2 separate regions of the Homo sapiens genome follow, and region 2 is linked to region 1. Evidence: chromatin loops called from intact Hi-C (ENCODE). Cell type or tissue: ovary. All regions are shown on one strand. Each heading gives the region's core, and the rest is flanking DNA. Links, peaks and the distances in the headings are about the cores only. Region 1 holds the start of LINC02036 (long intergenic non-protein coding RNA 2036). Region 2 has its middle 53 kb from the start of LINC02037.

Region 1 (11,398 bases), core at 1,579-9,578:
GTGAGGCCAGCTCAAAAGATAAGTAAATAAATAGAAAATAAAGTATATGTACATATGATGTCTGGGATTTGATCTAGAATAATTCAGGGTGTGAAGGGGATGGTGATGGTCATGAGTTGGTAATTAATAAAGCTAGGTAATGGGAATTCCTGGAAATGTATTCTAATATTCTTTTTACTCTCACACAGTTGAAGTATTCTACAATGGAAGGACAAAAAAAGGAAAAAGAAAAGAAAAGAAAACCCAATCAAGTCTGTGGGTTTGAGATATGGGTCCCTGAGAAAGGATTCTGTCCAGGTGGGACTGGGACATGCCATGTCCCATGGGAAGATTTGGGGAAAGTTACTTAGCTCTCTTTGCCTCTATTTTCTCATCTGTAAAATGGGGGTTGGATAACAGTGCATTCCTCACAGGGCTGCTGTGAATACCCAATGACTAAATAAATGTAAATCAGATATAACAGGGCCTTGCGCGTCATGGTAAGTGCCATATAACATTTGCTATTAAAGCATATCAAGCACCCTGAAGTACCCTATTGCATCAACCCAAACTAAATCTCTACAGAACCCCACAGCTCAGACATCACCTCAGTTAAGCCTCCTGATAGCCCTTGGAGATAAACCTTCTTCTTACTCTCATTAGGCAGATAGGGAACCTGAGACATAGTCCATGGACATGCAGCTAGTTAGTGGCCAAACCTGCACCAGGGTTAGATCTCCTGACTCCATCCCAAGCCCTTTGGAGGCACCAACGCCGCCCTTTAGGGGATGAGTCAGCAGCTGAAATTAGATCTTTAGCTTTGTGTGATCAAAAACTTCATTTTGTCTCTTTGCCTGTTGTGACCAGCACCCCATCCCTGGGTAGGGGATGGTAACCAGACTCAAATGGAGCTAATAGGTGTCTCTTAGTCCCAGTCTGGGCAAGAGGATGGCACAGGGCCTAGGCAACCCTTTGCCCTAGAGTTTGGCCCCAGTCAGGCCTCCCTCCTGTGGCCAAGGAGTTTGTCGCAGCTAAACACTGGGTGGGCCTGAGCGTGGGGCTGCTGGTGGGGGCTAAGGAAGTAAAACAGACAGGAGCCACTCCAAGGCTGTAGCTCAGGATAGAGGTCTCCTCCAGTCTCCAGGGAGCCAAAATGCAAGTCTAGGATTTCAAAACTAGCCTCCCACAAAGGGAGAAGTCCTTGGGCTGCAATAGCATTGTTCTTGTTTGCAATTTCCTTTCCAGGAATAGGCTTAGGGGGCTCTGGGATAGTTGAATGTAAAATAATAACAATGATGAAACCTGTGATTTGTTGAATGCTACACACTGCGTGAAGCACAAAGGACATTTTTCTCACTCAGACATTCCTTATTCACAATATACTGTGAAGTAGGCGTTTGTTTTTATTCAAACAACACAGAAGTTTAGAAAATAAGTCATGAAAGTCTCCCTCCACCATCACCATCACCAGACCTGCCCTCCAGAGGTAGCCATTGTTTACAATCCTTCTGTATTCTTCCTGACATTTGTCTAATTTAATCAACGTTATATATACACACCCACTCGTGTGTGTGCATATGTATACACATACACACAGTTTGTTTGTTTTTATAAAAGTAGGATTATACCTGATTCAGCAACTTGCTTTTTCCATGTATGCATCTTTTCCCAATCCTATGCATATAAATATATGAGACTACAAGGAAATCTGAAATAAGCAAAGAAGATTACAGGGTTTCTCCAAGAGAAAACTATTTATTGTTGAGAGCAGACCCTCTGGATTATCTGATTCCAGCCTTTGGGCTAGTTTACTGCTCTGTAAGTTTTAGGGAAGAGAGGACACACAGTGACCCTGAATTGTGGACCCGCAAATGAGCTCCATCCACCCTCCTACACGGGGCAAAAGCCAGATCATTGTGACCACTTGAAAATCAACATTCCATAACCATAAACACATCTGTTCTTTGGATTCTTCTTTGAATCAGTTGTAACATCGCTGGTTCACTCATTCACAATGATAACGTGCTCATTTTTATCTATTTTAGAATCACGATTTCTAACTTGTTTTAAAACCATTTTTTAACAACACGCATTATTTTCTCTTTGTATAGATGGTGAAATCCAGACTTTGAAAGACTGAGCAAATTGCCCACAGCAACACTGTTGATAAATAGCAGAGTTTGGATTCAAGCGCAGGTCTGCAATCCTGCTTGCGCAAATTTCAAAGGAACGGATACTGGGTATCTTCCAGGTACTAGACCAAACATTTAGTGTATGTTAATTTGTTTAACCCTCCCCTCAACCTATGAAGTGAGTGTTAGCCCCACCCTTATAGAAAAGGCAACTGTGCCCAGAGCGGTGGAGGACTGCGCTCCAGGATGCAACCAAAGCCGGGTGCACAGCAGCCGGCATGGCGCCAAAACTGAAGCCCTGAGCTGCTCTGCGGTGCTACCCTTTGTCCCTCCAGACTCTCTTTTCCTTCATCTGTTTGTCAGTAAACCGAAGCCACCACAGTTTGTCATTTGGATGATTTTCGGTAAGGTAACATTGCCCAGAAACTTTGGTTCCTGGTTTTGAAAGGAGCCAGAGGGAGCGTATGCATTTCCCAGGGGTGCCATAACAAACTACCATGCACTGGGCGGCTTAAACAACAGACACGTGTGCTCTCATGTGTTGGAGGTTAGAAGACCAAAGTCAAGGTGTTGGCAGGGCCGTGCTCCCTCGGAAAGCTCCGGGAGAGAATCCTTCCTTGCCTCTTCTAGTTTCTGGGGTTTGCTGGCAATCTCTGACATTCCTTGGTTTACAGATGCACTACTCCAGCCCTCCCTCTTCCCGTGGCATATCTGCTGTGTGTCCCTGGGTGTCTTCATGTCATCCTCTTTCTGTGTCTGCTTGTCTCTGTGTTTATATTTCCCCTGTTCTAAGGACACCAGTCATATTGAAGCAGGCCCCATCTAAGGGCCTAATTTTAACTTGGTTAAATCTGCAAAGACCCTATATCCAAATTAGGTCACATGCCGAGCTCCCAGGGGTTAGGACTTCAATGAATCCTTTCGGGGGTTGAGAGAGTAACACAGTTCAACCCGTATCAGGCAGCATATTGAAGTTTAGCCTCTACCAAGATGAGCTCTAAGCATGCCAGTCTCACAATCAGCTCTGTGGAGAAGGGGCCCTGTGGCCTCACAAATTTGGAAAAATCCTTCATGTTAGATGCCCTGGTGGTAATTCACAGGTATCATGAGCATGGTGACATGCTGGAAAGGACTGCGGCAAAGAAACCTGTTGACTCGAAGTTGGCATTTCCCAAACTTATTTGAGCATGGGAGCTGCGGGGGTGATGTGGTGGTGGCGGTGGTTTGAACAGTGTTCTGTGGAACACACTTGGGGAAACTCACATAACCAGAGCATGACTTTGAAGCCAGGAAGGCGTAGACTGGCATCGTGACTCTGCTATTAACCGAATATGTGACCTTGGGCCATGAATTTCCCTCTCTGAGTCTCGATTTCCTCATTTCTACAATAGGAATGAAAATTTCTAATCAATTACTGAGGGATAAGTTCACTGCTAAAACAAACAAACCCCAAAAAGCATAATGGCTGGGAAACAATAGAGTATAAGTTCATTTTCTTGCTCAGGACAGGGCAGAGAACATGCTGTCCGGGCAGTCTTTCTCCACACAGTCATTCAAAACCCCAAGGCGAGAGATGCTCTGCCATTTTAAGTTTGTAGCTTCCAAGGTCATGGTGGGGTTGCCCCTGTTCCATCCAGGCGGAAGGGTTGGAGCTTGGAGACTGCTTCCTGGGAAGTTTCTAGTGGGAGGCTCTGGAGTGGGGCAACCCACTGCACTGCTCACATTCCACTGGGCAGAACCCGATCCTAGGGCTGGACTTAACTGTAAGGGGGTGGGAAAATTAGCAGCTATTTCCTTGCAGGAACTCAACCCTAAAAGAAGGAGAAGTACACCCTTGCAGTGGACACCTAGCCCTCTTCTAGTTTCTTATAGTTTATTCTACTTTGCAGGTGTGTTCTGAGGGTTAAATGAGGCTTTTGACATAGGCAGCATCCTTAGTATCACACACAACTAAATACAGGGCCAACAGTTTGAAAATGGAAAAAGATATGAATGGGAAGCGCCTTGAAGGATGAAATAGGAGCCAGGCCCTGGTGCACAATACAAGTGTGGGCCCCCCCGCGCCTTTCTTACCCAGGCAACCTGATGGCCCCGGTCTGGTGTGTGGTAGGAAAAGGGGAGTGAAATCCTCAGGGTGCCATTCAACCTCAGCAGCTTCTTCCCATGCTTCCTTTCCAGCCAGATGGAGAAGCTGCAGCTCCAGACTCTTGACAGCCGCACAACTTCCAAGGCAGTGGCCCCGCGGGCTGCAAACCCCACCTTCCTGCAGTTGCAGAGCCAGCTAAGAGGTGGGCAGCATGCCAGGCCCCATCAGCAGCCCCTGGAGCACACACCAATTGCAGATGCTCAGGAGACTCGGGGGAAGGAACGGGGTTTTCACCAGAACACCACAGGCAGGACCTCCCAGCAAAGGCCTCCAGATGCTGTGAAAACCTAAGGCTCGTCCTCCTCCTGGCTTCCCAGGTTACCCAGCCACAACACACAGGTGAGAACCATCTCAAGACCTCCCCACTTTTGGGCTCCCTTACCCTGACTCATCGGTCGTCAAGGGACCAAAAGGGGTCAGTAGAGCAAGGCCCCTGCCTTCAAAGAATGCATGCATTTTTTACCTTCATATTAATTATTGAAAAAACCGTACCTCAAATCACACCCCCAACCTCTCAGCATGAACAAGCTCCAGCAGACTTCTCCCAGCAGCCCCTCCCGCCTTTCTCTGCATGTAGGTCGGCTTTTCAGAGCTGCCATCAATGTGGACATAAAGCCCTGCTTTCCACACTCCTCCCTCCGCTTTGTATACACTTTCCCATGCATCTGGGTCAGCCTGGAGCTGAGTATTTCACAGGGCAGCAAAATATACAGAGGCATATTTTGTTTTAGAATCTTAATACCCAGAACATCTGGGTAATACTCAGACAACTGGACAGATTCTTGCTGATGCTGCAAGTCTCCAAATACGGTCCCTTGCAGAGAGAAAATGCTGTATTTTGCATCTGTACCTAGGCACATGGGTTTTCTCAAGCATAGTGGACTTTGGAGTGTGACAGTTAGTGATTTCTCCCCGGGAAGTGGCATGACCTGTAGGAGTTACTGTTGGCTGCAGCTGCTGGTGCAGCCCAAATTATTTATTGGTTTTGATTCGTGCACCGTTCCCTGCGTAAATTAAAATGTGACATTATTACACCCTCCGAGAGCCCATCGGCGACCTTGAGCACTCTCCCCCCACTCTGCAGCCATTATTCAGCATAATTTGACTGGTTTCAGGCAAGTTGGGAGGGTGGGAAGGGATGGGTGGGGGCAGGGGAAGGCAGAGTCCAAATTAGAAACAGATTTAAAGAGCATTTGCAGGGAATTAGGCAGTGGGCCAGGCGCGCTTGCTGGCAGCATGTGTAACCCCTCTTTAGGGACTGTCAGCTCCTCCCAGGTTTCCACAGCGGATGTTTCCCGGCCGGAGCACAGCTGGGTTTCAGTTGTCAAACCCACAGCCAAGACATCTGAGAAGCGGGTGGAGCATCCATGTGCACGCATGTGTCTGCACCCGGCCATATGCACACACACTCGACCCTGAGGATACTCCCAGCACAGCTCCACACATCCACACCCAAGACGGCACACTCAGGACATAGAAGGATACAGGGGCGCACAGAGAGAATCAGGACAGACACACTTACACAGGTGCACACGCAGACTCCACTTGTGCCCTGCTGACACTTTCTAAGAGGGATTCCAGAGCAGATTTCCTAATCCATCCTCCCTCCCTCCACCTCAAGTCGGGCTGTGTGACATGAGTTAGCCCCTCGACCTCTCTGAACCTCTGTGTCCTTAACTGTTAAGAGTGAATAATGGCAGCTGCAACCGTCAAAATGGGATAATGAAGAAACATGGTGTACACTCTGCAGCTTTGTTCGGATGTGGGACAGGGCGAGCAGGATGGTGGCCGTGATCGTGAGGAAGACAGTGGTGGTGATGGTGAGGAAGACAGCAAACCTTTGGCTCATGGCCTTTCTGGAGGGGACATAAAGCACTTTGCAGTCGTGCTGCTTACTATGATGAAAAGAATGAGAGACACCCATATGGGGAGAGCAGGGCAGAGAAGGAGCAAGGCACCCTTTCCCCAGGGCCCCTGTGGTGGGGTGGGGGACAGCAGTCAGCACCAGCCTGCACAGCTCTGGGCACCTTGCTGCACAGGAAGCCTGACGCTGAGGCCTGGTCAGCTGGCCGCCCAGGAGGCCTTGGGCTGGACTGACGTGGCACTGAGGCTGCAACTACTCTCCTAGCTCTGCTCCGCCACTGCCCCTTGTTGCCCTGCCATTCCTGTCACAGTCCCTCACAGGAGCTCGGCCTTCACCCCACTCTGGGTGAGGAGTAGCTCCTCCTCCTTCTCCTCCAAGCTTCCCTCCAGCCATCCGAATTCCCAGAGTCCCACCCCTCCCTAAGTCCCTCCAGCCTTCAGATGGATCCAAAAGAACCCTTTCCTGGGAATCTACCGTGCACAAATGAGCCCTTGTTCTGGGTGCTGTGGGGAGGGGGAGGGGGGACCGGTGGTCAGAGACCAGTTGGATGTTGCCCCTGCCCCGGGGACATTCACAAGCCAGTGAAGGGATGAGCACGAAACCCCATGGGGACCCGGTCAGAAGATGCCAGGAGAGGGCACAAGCACCGGGTAGACTTTGGGAGGTCCAAGGCCAGGAAAGCATGTCCTACTGTGCAGATCAAGGCGCTCTGCACCAAGTGACCTGTCATGGAGAGGAACGGAATGGGTGGCACCAGCACCCGAAACACACTGCTACATGGGGCTGGCCCATGGATAGCCGCGCACCTCAGAGTGAGCAGTGCCAGAAGCCAGGTAGATTGGGGGTGGAGGGCTGGGGGAGAGACATGAGGCAGGAAGCAGTTAGGCACCAAAGCAGGAGTTTCTAGACCTTCGGTCAACAAAAATTCAAGGAGCACCTGCTTGCGCTAAGTGCTGGAAATGCAGTGATGCGTAAAACACAGAGCCCGCTTCGTGGAACTTAGCATCAAGAGAGAACACTTGACATGCAGACAGGCAATGCCAGTGTCGTGGGATGCGTGCTCCCCAGGAAATGGGCTAGGCATGTGGCACTGGGGGCACAGAGGGACCATCTAATTCAAACAGGAAAAGGGGAGGCTTCTGGAAGATGTGGACAAGAACCCAGGCTGTACGGGGAGCTCAGGAGAGCTGCCAGGTAAAGGGTAAGTGGCGGTGAAGGAGAGAGATGAGACTTAAGAGGTAAACAAGGGTCAGGCCATCCTGACAGGTCTCCCCTGGCTCACTCACTCTCACTCACATCTTCCATTCCGCAAATGGTACGAGCAACCATTTCACAGGTCCTGTGCTGGGTGCAGAGACTGCAACGGTGAGCAAAGCAGACATGGGTGGGTTGGACAAAGGTTGTAACTGGGAATGGAGAGAAACCGGTGGATTTGAGAGCTCACAAATCAACTGTATTTGGGCGATGGTGGTGACAGAGAGGAAATGATTTCAGATGATTCTCAGGTTTCTAGGTGGGTGCCTGGTTGGAAAAGGTGCCCCTTCCTGAGGAGGAAACACAGAAATGGCAGCATGTTGAGGGACCTAGGGGACATGCTGACAATGATGAGTCTGCATTGGTCTTGCTTGTTTGCAGGGCTGGGACAGGGGCTAGGTGGAAACTGATGGCCATCCAGATGAGAGCAGATCCCCAGATGAAGATACAGGGAGCAGTGGCAAGAAGGTGGCAAGAGATTGGCTGCCCAAACCCCAGTTAAGAGGAGTAGGGGTTAGGAAAGAATTCCAGCCCGAGCTGGGGATCTAGAGTGCTGAAGGCAAAAAGCCAGCCTATTCCAGGTGCCTCAGGTACCAGGATTGTGACAACAAAACAATGCCAGCCCCTTCTTGCTGGTGGACTGGTCAGGCCCAGCTGCAAAAACCCTCTGTCTGGATGAAGCTTGCACAGCGGAACACCACCAGCACCTACACGGCATATTCTCCTGTACGTTAGGCTTCCCCCACCACCACCACTAGATCCCACACAGCACTTGGCACAGGGTTGGTCAGATAGTAAGTGCTCAATTAATACTCTCCTGGGAGCAGATAGACTTTCAGCCAAAAGCAGGAGACTCCAGTGATGAATGCAGCATTAGACCCTTACTGGGCCCTCACTGAGTTGCCTTTGAATTGAATTGGAGCTGCTGGTCTCCTTTAACCACATTAGGAGAAAGCCCCATTTATTAAATACCTTCTCCCCGCCCTCCATAAAGATGGCAGTCTTCAGTGACAACCTTTAGTCTCTAGAGTTTAGGTCAGAGACTTCAGCTTACACTCTTTGAAACCCCAGGCATTTGACCTACAACTGGATTCCCTAAAATACTGCCATGTTGATGAAGTCCAGGCTGACTGTTTAAAATAAATACTCACATTCAGGCTGAAATTGAAGTCCGGGAACAAATGAGAACAGATAATCAATCAGAGATGGAAAGAAAGCATTTTCTGTGCTAACGTGGACCCCCTTGGGAGGGGCCTCATTTGAACAGGGAAGTTTCAGAAGCGTATACCAAAGAAAGACTATTTAATCAGCGAAGAGGACAACGTGGAAGGCAAACCTAGAGTGACTGGGTCATGATTTTTCCTGCTGAAAAGCAGGTGGATGCTCATAACATGGGGTAGATCTCATACAACAGGACAGAAAGGCTATGCGTGGCCAGCTGCAGGAGTGCCCTACTCAGAAGCACAGTCTCCTCCCCTGCACATCACGGTGCGTGTCCTGCACTGGCACCTCAGAGCCGCCACCCCTGCCATTCACTATGGCACAAGGCACAGCGTCAGGGCTCCTCCTTCAATCCCAGGGCCATCCTTACCCAGCAAGGCTCAGCTCGGCTGGTCTTCTAAGGCTGGCAACGAGGTAACTGAGAGGGAAGTGACTTGCCCCAGATCTCCAGTTTAATGGTGGCAAAGCTGAGATAAGAACCCTGGTCTCTGAGTCCAGCTCTGATGCTGCTCCCCATTTGTGCTGTGAAGAGGAACTGCAAGCAAACTCAAGCTCATCCATCTATGTTTCTCTCCAAACAGAAAATTCTTTATTCCTTGTCATCATCTCTATCACTCTCCAAGGAATAGATCTATCTTGAGTCATGATTAGGATGTATTTTGTGTATACAGAAAGAATATTAGAGAAACGACAATAGACAGAGGCGTGGATTCCACGGCATAAATACTTCACACTTCTGGTTAACTGCAAGTCAAATTTTGGCCTTGTTCAATTTATTTTAAGATAAAAACTAATCTTGTAAGCCAGACGAGGTGGCTCACACCTGTAATCCCAACACTTTGGGAAGCCAAGGCAGGCGAATCATTTGAGGTCAAGAGTCCAAGACCAGCCTGACTGACATGGTGAAACCCGGTCTCTACTAAAAATACAAAAAAAATTAGCGGGGCTTGGTCGTGCATGCCTGTAGCCACAGTTACTCGGGAGGCTGAGGCAGGAGAATCGCTTGAACCTGGGAGGCGGAGGTTACAGTGAGCCGAGATCACACCACCGCACTCCAGCCTGGGCAACAGAGCAAGATTCTGTCTCAAAAAAAAAAAAAAATATATATATATATATATATATATAATTTTTGTAATACATACCCTATTAAATGTATCACTGATTATTTTATTTTTAAAAATAAAAAAAATTAAGTATCACATAATTGGATTCACAAATAGATTTGCATTAAAATATTCAACTTAATATTTTCCATTTCAAAAACAATAAAGTAAATGGAAAAAGTATCTTAAAAAGAATCACAAAAATATCTCTTTATCTCTTTTCAGATGCTGGGTCTGGGACGGCTCCACTGGAACCTGAGATGACCTGAGGGTGTCCCAGTGATATAACATATGAGGAAAGCAGAAACAACTAAGAAATAGACTCTGAATGTGGCAGATTCTAGAACTGAGGTGAGCAGCCAGGACTTGCCTGACATGCCCACTGGGAGTACGGTGCTAGCAGCCTGAGAACAGAGCCCAGCCGCCACGCCACCAGGATGGGAGTGGGCCCGGCGGACTTCCTGCCTTTTGGTCAGACAGACTGCCTTCCTGAATTACTAGGTCCAGGAAGTGTGGTGACGGGGTGGGGGCGGGTGGAGAGGTTGCACGTGTCACTTACCACCCCCATACGGCCCTCTTCCTGACTGTCGCCTCCCTTCCTCGCTTACAGACCAGTTACTTAATCTGCCACATGACGAGATGGTATCTGGGATCTCTAACGGCTCTGAAATCCCACAATTCTATAACTGGTCTTAGACACAAGACCAGTAAGAGATAGGCGAACCCCGGCCCCGCCCCGCAGTTTGCTCCATGTGATACACAGTTCACACTGAGTGCTAGCAGTAGGGGAAGAAACAGTAGCTGCTCTGTGTTGAGCACTGAGCCTGCACTGAGCAAGGTGATGCGTGTTTCTAGGCATCGTCACATTCTGTGCCCATGTGGGTGCTCCTAGCACCAGTCAGAAGATAGAGCTTAAACAGGTGGAGTAAGTTGCCCAAAGGCCAGCCCCAGTTTCCCTGAATCTCATCATGCTGGACACTGGACTATTTCTGGAGGTTTAAGGCTGAGAAAATCTAAGTCTGTATCCCCTCACACTCCTCCTTACACTGGTGTCCCTGGGAGAAACCTCGACATTACTCCCAACCTCGCTTCTCCCCAAGAGCAGGATGATTTGTGTAACTCATGAGTTTGGGAGAAAACCCGCACCTGTGGGGCTCGATCCCTCTGCCTCTTGGAGCAGAAGGCGGCCTTCTGTGCTGGGCTCCGTCCTGGGGGAGGTCCGCAGCTGGCCATCTGCGCCAGGCCCTAGCAGATAATAAAGCTTATCTGTCCCAGGTGTGATGTATTAGCAAGCCTGCCTGGCCGTACCTCAAGCTGCATTTTCCTCCAATTTGCCAAGAAAGGGGACACTTTCTCTCAGTTGGTTCTGGACTCTGAAAGAAGAAAGGGTGTTGTTATTCATCCGGTTTCCTAGAGCCCCACCATATGGACACCTGGTGCAGCCCTGAAGGGAGGGATGGCAGCAGGTTTAGGGATGGAGACATCTCAGAGCCAGAAGAGACCTTCTAGCAGCCCAGCAGAAATATAATGAAGCCACACAGGTGACTGTAAATTCCCTAGCAACAATATTAACAAATAGAAGCAGGAAAAATTAATTATAGTAATACATTTTACTTAGTTCAATAGAGCAGATGATCATTTCAATATGTGCTCAGAGTGCAGTGTGGCTAACGGCTTCTGTCATGGACAGTACAGCCTT
Region 2 (11,398 bases), core at 2,158-10,157, 55 kb before region 1:
TGGAGTTGTTGAGAACTGCAGAATCTCAGTCCTCTTCCAGGCAGCCTGAGTCAGAATCTGTATGTTCACAGGGTCCCCCGGGAAAGGCACCGGTCTAGACGAATTCCTATCAGCCCTGCATCTGGGCAACGCGGAATCTCTCTGACCTTTACTTACGATTTGCTTTAAAAGTTAAGTGTTTAAGCACATAGGCGAGCCAGACCAGAGAACTCTCAGTTGGCAAGAGATAACCTCATTTCCAGGGACAGCTGGCTCTCTACGTGTTTGAACAAACTGGCATTATCCAAGAGCTCTAATGGTCTGAAGTCAGGCTTAAAACTCAGCAAAAATAAACTTTCCAGGAAATTTTTGGCACACCCAGTTTCCAAACCCATCATCTCAGGAATGTTATCCAAGCAGTGGCCTCTTTCCCCACATCTAACTCTATTTCCAGTTGGGACAGTTCTTTCTCTGGCCTTGAACTGACAAAACACACACAAATGAGGGAAAACAGGGAGGCCACATTTAGTGTGGGCCTTTAGATAAGTCTCCGGGAAAGTCCATAATCTCATTTTGGCACTATTAGTGTTTGGCTTCTTAAGGCAAATGTTATTTTAAAAGAATGTCTTAAACCTGAGGGACGTGTGCTCTTGGTCACTGGGGTTCAAAGAGGTACACTTGTGAGGGCGAGAAGTAGAAACCACCGTCTGTCCTTCTTGCGGCTGTTGATGCCATGTTCTTTGTTGCCTCACTTCTCCCTTTTTTTTTTTTAATTTTATTATTATTATACTTTAAGTTTTAGGGTACATGTGCACAATGTGCAGGTTAGTTACATATGTATACATGTGCCATGCTGGTGTGCTGCACCCATTAACTCGTCATTTTGCATTAGGTATATCTCCTAAAGCTATCCCTCCCTGCTCCCCCCACCCCACAACAGTCCCCAGAGTGTGATGTTCCCCTTCCTGTGTCCATGTGTTCTCATTGTTCAATTCCCACCTATGAGTGAGAATATGCGGTGTTTGGTTTTTTGTTCTTGCGATAGTTTACTGAGAATGATGATTTCCAGTTTCATCCATGTCCCTACAAAGGACATGAACTCATCATTTTTATGGCTGCATAGTATTCCATGGTGTATATGTACATTTTCTTAATCCAGTCTATCATTGTTGGACATTTGGGTTGCTTCCAAGTCTTTGCTATTGTGCCTCACTTCTCAAGTGAGCGGAACACCCAAATCTTCCTTGAGGATGAAAACTCAAATTAGCCACGTCTGTTGAACCTGTTTACAAATCCTTCTGAATGGACTGTTGTGTGATAGCCACTATAGGAATATGAGAAGGCACGATTCCTTCACTCAGGAAACTCCCAGCCTAGAAGGGACATCTTCTGTTTGACTTATTATTATTATTTTAAGACAGTGTCTCATTCTGTTGCCCAGGTTGGAGTACAGTAGCGCTATCTCGGCTCACTGCAACGTCCGCCTCCTGGACTCAAACGATCCTCCTGCCTCAGTCTCCTGAGTAGCTGTGATTACAGGCATGCACCACCGCACCTGCTTAATTTTTATATTTTTCGTAGAGACAGGGTTTTGCCATGTTGCCCAGGCTGGTCTCAAACTCCTGAGCTCAAGCAATCTGCCTGCCTCAGCCTCCCAAAGTGCTGGGATTACAAGCGTGAGCCGCTGCTCCTGGCCTCTGTTTGCGTCTTTAGCTGCACATCTCCAGATGTTTGTAACGCATCAGTCAGGGTCTATCCTAGTAACCTACTGCTCCCTAACAAATCACTCCAATTTCAGCAGCTTAAAATACCAACCATCGCGTTAGTATCTTTCATAGTATCTGTGGAAGAGGATTTTAAGAAAGGCTCAGCTGGGTAATTCTGGCTCTGGTCTCGCCTGTAGTCACAGTCAGATAGAGATGCTGAAGCAGCCTGAGCCTCCCAGGAATCCCTCTCTTCATGTGGTCTCTCCGCATGGGCTCACTTGAGCTTCCTCAGAGTATGGCGGTCTCAAGTCAAGTGTTTTCATGACGGTTCACCCTTCATTGTTTATGACTAGTTCAGAAGTCACAGTGTCTGAACTTTTCTTATTTTATTTATTTATTTATTTTTAATTGAGACAGAGTCTCGCTCTGTCACCCAGGCTGGAGTGCAGTGGCATGATCTCGGCTCACTGCAACCTCTGCCCCCTGGGTTCAAGCAATCCTCTCACCTCACTCTCCTGAGTAGCTGGGACTACAGGTGCATGCCACCACGCCCAGCTAATTTTTGTATTTTTAGTAGAGACGGGGTTTCACCATGTTGGCCATGGCTGATTTCAAACTCTTGAGCACAAGTGATCCACTGGCCTCAGTCTCCCCAAGTGTTGGGATTGCAAGCATGAGCCACCGCGCCCAGCCATCACTTCCTCTTGAGGGTGAATTGTCCCAGTCACACTGTAAGCAGAGCTATAGGATGGGGGATATTGTAACCATCATTGGTAAATATAGTCTGCAACAGGTTTCCAGCAGAAAACAGAAGTCACATTTGAATTAGGATATTTCAGGGAAAGGTTAATGAAAGCACTAGTTATGAAGATATAAGCAGAGTGGAGAGAAACAAGAGATACAGTTTCTGATATGGTTTGGATTTGTGTCTCTGCCCAAATCTCATGTCAAATTGAAATCCCCCGTGTTGGAGGTGGGGACTGGTGGGAGGTGCTCGGCTCATGGGGGTAGATTTCCCCCTTGCTGTTCTCATGATAGTGAGTGAGTTCTCATGACATGTGGTTGTTTGCAAGTATGTGGCAGCTCCCCCCACTTTCCTCCTGCTCCAGCCATGTAGGATGTATCTGCTTCCCCTTGGCCTTCTGCCATGATTGTAAGTTTCCTGAGGCCTCCCAGCCATGCTTCCTGTACAGCCTGTGGAACTGTGAGTTGACTAAACTTCTTTTCTTTATAAACTACCCAATCTCAAGTAGTTCTTTATAGCAGTGCAAGAATGGACTGACACAGTATCCCAAGGCTGCTGATAACATAGAAATTGTCACCATCTCCATTTGGAAGGAACAAGACAAGGTTACAGGAACTCTGAAGGAGAGAAGAGTTCAGGGACAGCTCGCTTGAGAGGAACAGTCAGAGGGGACTATCCAGCAAGGAGGCAGCCAGGGAATAAAGGCCCTTAACTCACCCCCACCCCAGTCTCCTGCCAGGGCTTCTCACTGACTGAGCCTAACAGGAGGCCCAAAGCCTAAAGCCCACACTGATAAGACTCTGGGGAAGAGAGCAGAGTGGAGAGTAGAGAGGACATCTAGAGAAGCAAACAGGAGACACATAGCATAAGAAATACCTACAATCTAATGCCAATAGATTATAAAGTGTATTTCTACAAGAGGGAGATTTTAAACTATTTTCATGCAAAGTCCCAGAAATAGAAACATGATGTGGGAGAGAAGTTCACATCACCAGTAGTCTTCTGGATGTCTGGAGCCCACTTTATCTTGAGGCTTAAGAGTAGACTCCACAGTAGAGTCCTTGGCTGTTGGAAAGGAAGTTGTCCACATGAGCAATATAGACAGAGACTACTCAGTCTTTGGGCACTGATAGGAGTTGTTCCTGATGGTGATGGTCCAACAGGAAGCGTGGTTGCTGTGGCTCCTGGACACCAGTGATGGGGTAGTGGGATGGAGACTTGCTGGGAGGGATCCTGGGGGGCTTGTGGGCACCACTCTGGCTGCCAGTGCCAGCCAGTGCCCAGCAGAGCAAAGCCTGCATGATCCCTGGAGGCTGATTCTTCTGTCTGAGTGGTCCCTCCAGGCCTGGTTCTCTCATACTGTCTGAGTGGTCCCTCCAGGCCTGGTTCTCTCATCCTGAACACCACAAGCTTCTCTCCCTCATCATATTCCCTCCAACTCTCCTTTCCCCCAGTCTGGTTAATCCTTATCTCATCTGGGGTAAGAAGGCCCAGTTTTCAATCTATTCTTCCAAATCCATTATTTATTGTATAAAATGTAAACTCAAAAGTCCAGGTTCTTGTAAGTCCACATCCTTGATTTCTGCAACTCAAAAGCCAAGGCCTGGTGTGTTTATTCTCTGCATTCTGCACAGGTGTGCCTTCCTCGGGGTATATTGTATGGAATTTGGCCCTAGCAGTTTTGGGGGTCGGAGAAGATCACAAGGCTTGTGGCGGAGTGGGTGGAGGGGTGTCCCAGAGGAAAAGTATCGTCTATCTCCACTCAAACAAAGAGGTGTAAGAACACAAAAGATCACTTATGGAGTGTCCAAGAAAGATTTCATCTGATACTTTGAAAAATCAATAGACTTTCAACAGAAAGAGATGAAAGAAGCATTCTGAACAGACAGAAGATCATGAACAGGAAAATTAAAGCATATCAAGAAAAGATGTAGTTTCATTTGTAAGTTGTACAGGAGTATTTGCATGTAGGGGAAAACAATTCTAGAAGAGGTCAGGTCATGAAGGACCTAGACGGAAAGCTTTCTTTTTGCATTTAAGAAGCCACAGAGGCCGGGTGCAATGGCTCACGCCTGTAATCTCAGCACTTTGGCAGGCAGTTGAGGGCGGATCACGAGGTCAGGAGATGGAGACCATCCTGGCTAATGTGGTGAAACCCTGTCTCTACTAAAAATACAAAAAATTTTCCAGGAGTGGTGGCACATGCCTGTAGTCTCAGCTACTTAGGCTGAGGCAGGAGAATCGTTTGAACCCGGGAGGCAGAGGTTGCAGTGAGCCGAGATTGTGTCACTGCACTCCAGCCTGGGTGACAGAGCGAGACTCCGTCTCAAAAAAAAAAAAAAAAAAGAAGCCACAGAACGCTGAGTACTGAAGGTTGCTGGCAGGGTATTCAGGTCTGAGCAGCATGTTAGAAAGATGAATGCAGTGTACAGGACACAGAGACTATGGTTAGAGTGAGGGACATTCACTGAGGCCTGAACGAGGAGTCTCCTGCTGCTGGCTTCTCTCACTGTCTGGCCTGCAAGTTCGCATGTGCATTTGGAGTCCCTCCCTGACTCCAAACCTGTGTCTCCAACTCCCTGGAAGGTGTGTCCACTCGCGGGGCCCACAAGCTCCTTAACTCAATGCACCCAAAATGAAACTCTCCAAACCCTCTCCTCCACTGCCCCCGTGCTCCCCCAGACAGCTCACCTTCTTGGACTTCCCCTCACCCACTTCCTCCTTTGCAACCTCATGGTCTCCTTCATCTCTCCACGCTCGTCACAGCCAGATCCCTTAGAGTTTCCCTTGTATTTTTTCTTTTTCTACTAGACCCTTCTCCTTTCTAAGTCCTCTCTGGAACCCCCCAAGGTCAAGACATCAGCACCTCTGCCTCCAACATGTGCCACAGCCCGCTAATTGGTCTGCCTACTGCTGAACTCTCTCTGCTACCCCCCATTCTCCATAGTTCAACCACAATCTTTTCTAAACACAAAATCTCATCATGCTATTTCCCCCTTTAAAGACTTTTCTGACCGTTTCATGGTCTATAGCACCAAGAAAAACCTCTTTTGTTGGCATTTAAAGCTTTCATAAGCTGACACCAGACACTCTTCCAGCTTTGTCCATTGCTGCTCCCCCTGACATTGCAGCAGAAACTGAGGGGATCTTGGCTCTCAGCATCCAGCTGCCACACCCTTCCAGGAAGCAGCCTGTGATGGGATTAGGCCCCAGATGTTTACACTAGAGAGAAAGGGCCTTAAGACAAAAGGAAATCCTGGATGTGTGTCTGTTCAGGACAGAGGTGGGAGGAAAGCGAGAATGAGAATGTATCAGTTAGTTCTTCAAAAAGTCTGCTTGCCACCCAGTCCTATGCTACCAAAGAAATGTTTGAATTGTTATATGTTAAAGACTGAAAAAGGGCCTTCAAAAGAAACAACACATTTGGATAATATCTTATTCTGCAAGGGGCTGCCCTGGTGAGTGCTCAAGCTGGGGTCTTTACAGGTTCCTCTGTGACACAAAGTGGAGATTCCCAATTCTTCCTCTTACAAGACGCAAAAAGCTTCAAGGAGAAGCTTGGGAGGACAGCTGAGCTGGCGAGCGTTAATAAACACTGGAACCAATGGGCCAGCGGAATTGGTGGATCATAGCTAATTAAACTGTTTTTTCTTCTCTGACCCCCTGGCTCTATTAAACATAGATGATCTTAGTGAATTAAGTTTTGGCTGACTTGATGGTGTCCTGTCAGCAGCAGCAGCACTGGAGTCAGGAGGCCTGGGTTCTAATTCCGGGTGTGTCTCTAACTAGCTCCACGACCTTGGGCAGTCCCAGCCTTTCTCTCAGCCTCTGCTTCCCTATTTACCTAACAAAAGGACTGGACTCATTTGCACAGGCCTCTAAATACTCAGTTCTATATTTCTTCAATTTCATACCAATACAAATATTTCCCCTCTTTCTATTTATCTACCTCTGAATTTTACTTTTTGAATGACTTCAGTCCTCATCTTCTCTTTATTTTTTCTCCTCATCCTATCTGCTCAGCCAAGCAAGGCATAGCACTTGTCCAGCCATTTTCCAGACTCTTGACTTGGGTTTACAGAGTACGTTCTGCCCACTGCATGTGTTCAGGAGTTGAGCCTCCTTGGCTAGGACTCCAGCAGCCAACAGACCTTGGCATCTGCGCTGCCTAGGACACTTTCCAGGGCCGAAGAAGGATGAGACCTTCAGACTCTGATGCATGTGATGCTATCCTGTTACCAAAACTGTAGCATCCTTCAACAATGTTACCTGTTTGGATGATCCTATGTATGAAATTAATTTTTCAAAAGGGAAAGTAAATTCAAAGATAGGGTAAGCAGTGACCAAACTAAGGCCATGCCAGTCATTCTGACAGGAAGGAAATCCTTCCAGTCTTTGCAGTCTTGGCACAGCTCAACATTTTGTATCTGCTTTCAGGATGTTCTTGGATCCCTTGAAGTCAATAAACCTCATAATAAGGGCCTTGAGATATATATACATACATATGAAACAAAGGTCAGGATTTTTCTCCTCAAAGACAAAACATCTGGATGAATGGCTGAGTTTTCCACTTAAGAAATGATGTCTTGGCCGGGCACGGTGGCTCACACCTGTAATCCCAGCACTTTGGGAGGCATAGGTGGGTGGATCATGAGGTCAAAAGTTCAAGACCAGCCTGGCCAAGATGGTGAAACCCCGTCTCTACTACAAATACAAAAATTAGCCAGGAGAGGTGGCAGGCAGCTGTAATCCCAGCTACTGAGGAGGCTGAGGCAGGAGAATTGCTTGAACCCTGGGGCACAGAGTTTGCAGTGAGCCGAGATCGTGCCACTGCACTCCAGCCTGGGCGACAGAGTGAGACTCCATCTCAAAAAAAAAAAAGAAATGTTGGCTGACTTCACCTTAGCTCAGATGGAGTGATGAGCTACCCAGTCCCAACTTCCCAGGCACCCTTGAACAAGGGGCCAGGGGTACATGGCAGCCTTGTCTCTATCAACCTGTGAAGTTGCTTATGGTGTTAAAATGTTGCCAGAGATCAAGGATGTCCAGACAAACACCAGCTAAATCTAAAAAGAAGTCAGAAAACTAATACAAGCTTAAAATACCAATTTCAGCACAGATATGCTTATCTTTTAGACTTACTTTATTTACCCACCTCACATGACATGGGGAAGAATTCCTGAAGAACGTTTTCCCACTGATTGTTTAAAATCCTTCCTCTCAATAAAGTCCTTTCTAAGTACACATGGTTCCGTTTCATTCTCTGGCTCATCCTCTTAATCACCTGCCTTTAGCGTCTCTAATTTACTTATTTGACAGTATTTATTGAGCATCTGCTATGGGCCAGGCACCAGGTTAAGATGGCAGGAAGCCGAATGAGACACGGTCCTGACCTGCGAGGGCTCGTGGTTGAGTCACGAAAAACTACACTGAAAGAATGGCAAATAGCGAGATGTGTGCCAGGAAAAGACACGTGGCAAGTAAACTCACTCCTGGAGGAAATCAAGAAAGAGAATGGTTGGGTTTTCTCAATAATCCATAGACTATCAGGGCCAGAAGAGACTTTACAGATTATCTGTTCTAACCCCCTCATTTTATAAATGGAAAACAGAGAGGGGAAGAGCCACACAGTTTTAAAGCTGGGGCCAACGCGTAATGAATTCTTTCTCTTTTCCTGGCTGATAATTTGTTGTGTGTCTCTCAAATTGTCTCTTGAGGTAGGTAAAATAGAAATCATCAGTATACCACTGAAAGAAATCTATTTTGTTTTCTGACTAAAAATCTACAAGATATACCTCATCAACATTTGTTTGAAAATGTGACTATTCTTTGAAGATTACTATCATCGATTCACATTCAGTGCCTTGCCTGGGTATTTTTAAGTTGTTCCTTATTCCAGCATTCCTACCACTAGTCTCAGCTATCACAGTCCTTTATAGAAAACGTCATCATGATTCTTGTTGTTTCTCTACATTTACATAGCACCTCGGAGTTTAAGAAGCATTTTCAGATCCATTGCTTCCACTGGGGGAGTCAAGTTGTTGGCTTGATAGCTTTAGAGGGACATGACAAGTAGAAGGAGGTTTGGAAAGGAGCAAAGCACGTGGTGACAGTGCTGGGGAACAAGACCTACAAAGCCGGGTGACAGGAGTAGGACGCCTGGGACTGCTCTTGTGGGGCCAGATCACCAGGGGAGGGCTAGGGAATGGATTTCTAGTCCATGAAGTCTAGTGAGCGGAAAGGAAACACATCAATAAACACATCAATAAACATACTGAATAATGCCTGTGTGCAGGGCACCATGCTAAGTGGATTCAAAGATGAGTGATCAACGTACCCCCTTCAAAGAATGTTTTGGATTTCTGTTCAATCTCCTTAAGCCACCGGGAGTGGAAGGCATGAGTGAGCAGAAGCCACTGAGCAGAGAGAAGTGGATGTACCAAGCTCCTGCTGTGTGGCCTCGGCTTCTCCAGGAGGTTTGGACTTAACCCCTATTAGTGACTCAGGCTAAGGCTCTTCATGGAAGAATGGGCTGCCTCCCCGGGACTTGCTGGAAGGTGACATGGGTGCATTTAGGCAGAGTGGAGGGTGATCTGTCACGGAAATGGTAGACCCTGGTCCTTTCCCTTGAACATCTCAGGTTGAACACTGGGGCGGTGCTTCATTATGAGCCATTAAGTGGATTCTCATGAGTGAGTTTCTGTTGGCCTTATAGACAATGGGGTTTTAATCATGTTTATCTAGGCTAAGAGAGGACAAGAGAACCATTTGTGTACTTTCAAAGAATCAGGGCCCCATGGCTGAGTGCTGCTGGGGACGTAGAGGAGCAGCTAAGAGAGCCCAGAGGATGATCACGGAACTGGGACAGGGAGCGCCCAAAACCATGTGAGAGGCCATGGGTGGGGGGTGACTGAGAAACAAGCTACTAACCACCTTGAAATACATGAAGGGTAAGAAGAAACTCCCACAGGACTCTCAAATCAGAATGTAAAGGTAATGCAGGGAGGGGAATGGACGCAGGAGCTGGAGGAGTATAGAATTGTTACAAAGCAACCGTGAAGATGAAGACTTTGGAAAGGAAGGACACATTGGAACTAGCCTCACACAGGTGTTAGACTAGTCGTGGGAACTTCAGACCCACTACAGTGCTGCATGCTTCTGGATAGCAGGTCTTCTTGCTAATTTAAAATAGCCCCTGGCTCTCTCACCAGATTGGCCACAACCTCCCAGCAGACCCCCTGGCCTCCCTGTGCTGGCCCCAACTACACTCTCATGCTCCTTTCCCACTTCTCCCACCTCATCTTGCAGATTCCCTCCTCCATAGCCTCTTTCTGGATCTCTCCCACGGATGTCTCATCCTTCAAGGCTCACCTAACGTGCTACCTCCTCCAGGAAGCCTTTCCTGATCCATGCCACCAGATGGTACATGCTCCCTGCGGGAACCCATATAGCACATTGTGCCTCTTTATGGCACTTTCACTTCCTCCTGCATTCTAACAAATTGTGTGCTTGTCTGAGCTCTCACCCCCACCTCTCCTTAGAAAACTTCAAGGGCAGAGACCTGATCCTTTCATTTGTGTATTCACAGTGCCAGGGCAGGAACCAGTGTGCCATAGACACTCAATAAATGTTAAATTGCATTTCAGCCAATGCATACCTTGGACAAAGTTTCTGTGTTCCTTTAGAGGTTATGACCGAGACTCGGGCTTAAACACTTGCCTCTGTCACTAGCCAGGTGATCTAGGGTAACTTAATTCATCTCTGCACCTAGGTTTTCTCATCTGTAAAATGAGCACAACAGGACCTACCTCCAAAGGACACTGTGGTAGTCTTCATAAAGCCCTTAGTAGATTGTCTGGACACACTGTGAATGCTCAGTAGATGTAAGACAGGGTTAGCAATGTGCAGTATAAGGGACATAATTTCCTTTCGATTGCCAAGAGTGCAGTGATTCATATGCTCCTTTTCTACCTGGCAGTCTTTATCTTCTGTAAAGCACATCTTTGCACAAAGCAGCTTCATATCATTTCAATGCTGTTAGATATCTGGGCGCCATATACACAGGAATGCTAGTAGGCAGTTTGTTAACTAGGAATCAAATATACCAATCAAAGAGATTTTCCTCAAAGTGATTTGCCAATTCATCCATCCATCAAGCCTGTGCCATTACAAGCTGCGTGAGTCCTCCAAGGCCTGCGAAAATGAAAATGAACAAAACCAAACCCCTGTTCCCATGTTGATCACAGCCTCCCCGGGCAAATATAGCAAAGACCTAGATAGAACTATAAAAAGAGGCTGCGAGAGTCCAAAGAGGAGAGTGGCCGCCCCTGTGCATGGTGAGGAGAGGTTGGGGAAGTGGGAGCGCCAGCAGGCCTCATGGAAGAGGGGGTGTGCAGCTGGACCCTGCCAGGTGAGTAGGAAGAAGTTTGTCAGAGAGAGGAGGTAGAAGCATCTCCAAAAACAGGAAGCAGCAAGTGCAAAGAGACAGAGTCCTTGAGTCCACATTCGGCAAATGCTGAGGTTGGTGGCCCTAAAAGGCCCAGAAAATCAATCCACATTCTTCTAATACTGATGTGGATTTTATTTAAAATAGAAACACTTCCACCAAATTAGTTATGAATCCCAGAAGAGATTATCTTATTGCTAAAATAAATGTTCTTTTCTTATTTCTTCCAAAATGATTTGATGGTTATTTTTCTGAAGCATATTTCTGATTTCTCTTGAAAACAAGTGCCTTCAGAAAGTCCATGTCAGCCAAGGAGAAACAACTCAAAAGTAGCCCAGGATCACAACTATTTAGCCCCACCAAGGATCAAATTCTTCATATTCTCTAAACTACCCCCCCAGCACATGGAGTGATTTCAGCTCTTCAAAGCCAGTAAAGAGATAAGTTCATTGAAACTCAAGATGACAGGCACAGAGCTCATTATATCTGGTTTCATTTGTTCCTTCAGTTATTCTCTGAGGA

The links. A loop is a pair of places that touch in the nucleus more often than their neighbours do. Peaks named below come from ENCODE experiments on the same cell type or tissue, not always from the same donor. Only the 100,000 strongest peaks of a DNase experiment are listed, where the experiment ranks them.
Region 2: a loop joins it to region 1, with 2.0 times the contacts of the local background. A loop is called at or near these places in 7 of 110 quality-filtered maps.

Annotation. Positions count from the first base shown.
Region 1 is chr3:194,245,307-194,256,704 of GRCh38, forward strand. It overlaps LINC02036 (long intergenic non-protein coding RNA 2036), which reads right to left and starts at 4,847. Exons shown (of 3, transcript NR_125403.1): 1 at 4,750-4,847. It overlaps LINC02037 (long intergenic non-protein coding RNA 2037), which reads left to right and starts at 2,342. Exons shown (of 4, transcript NR_125402.1): 1 at 2,342-2,515; 2 at 4,290-4,596; 3 at 9,925-10,050. RefSeq lists a silencer at 10,434-10,483. In ovary, for the core only: no CTCF peak of the experiment used is centred there; DNase peaks (open chromatin) are centred at 4,445, 4,815 and 5,555.
Region 2 is chr3:194,189,256-194,200,653 of GRCh38, forward strand. No RefSeq gene overlaps it. Among named protein-coding and RNA genes, the nearest start is that of LINC02037, 53 kb to the right of the region's middle. RefSeq lists an enhancer at 4,480-4,559. In ovary, for the core only: no CTCF peak of the experiment used is centred there; no DNase peak of the experiment used is centred there.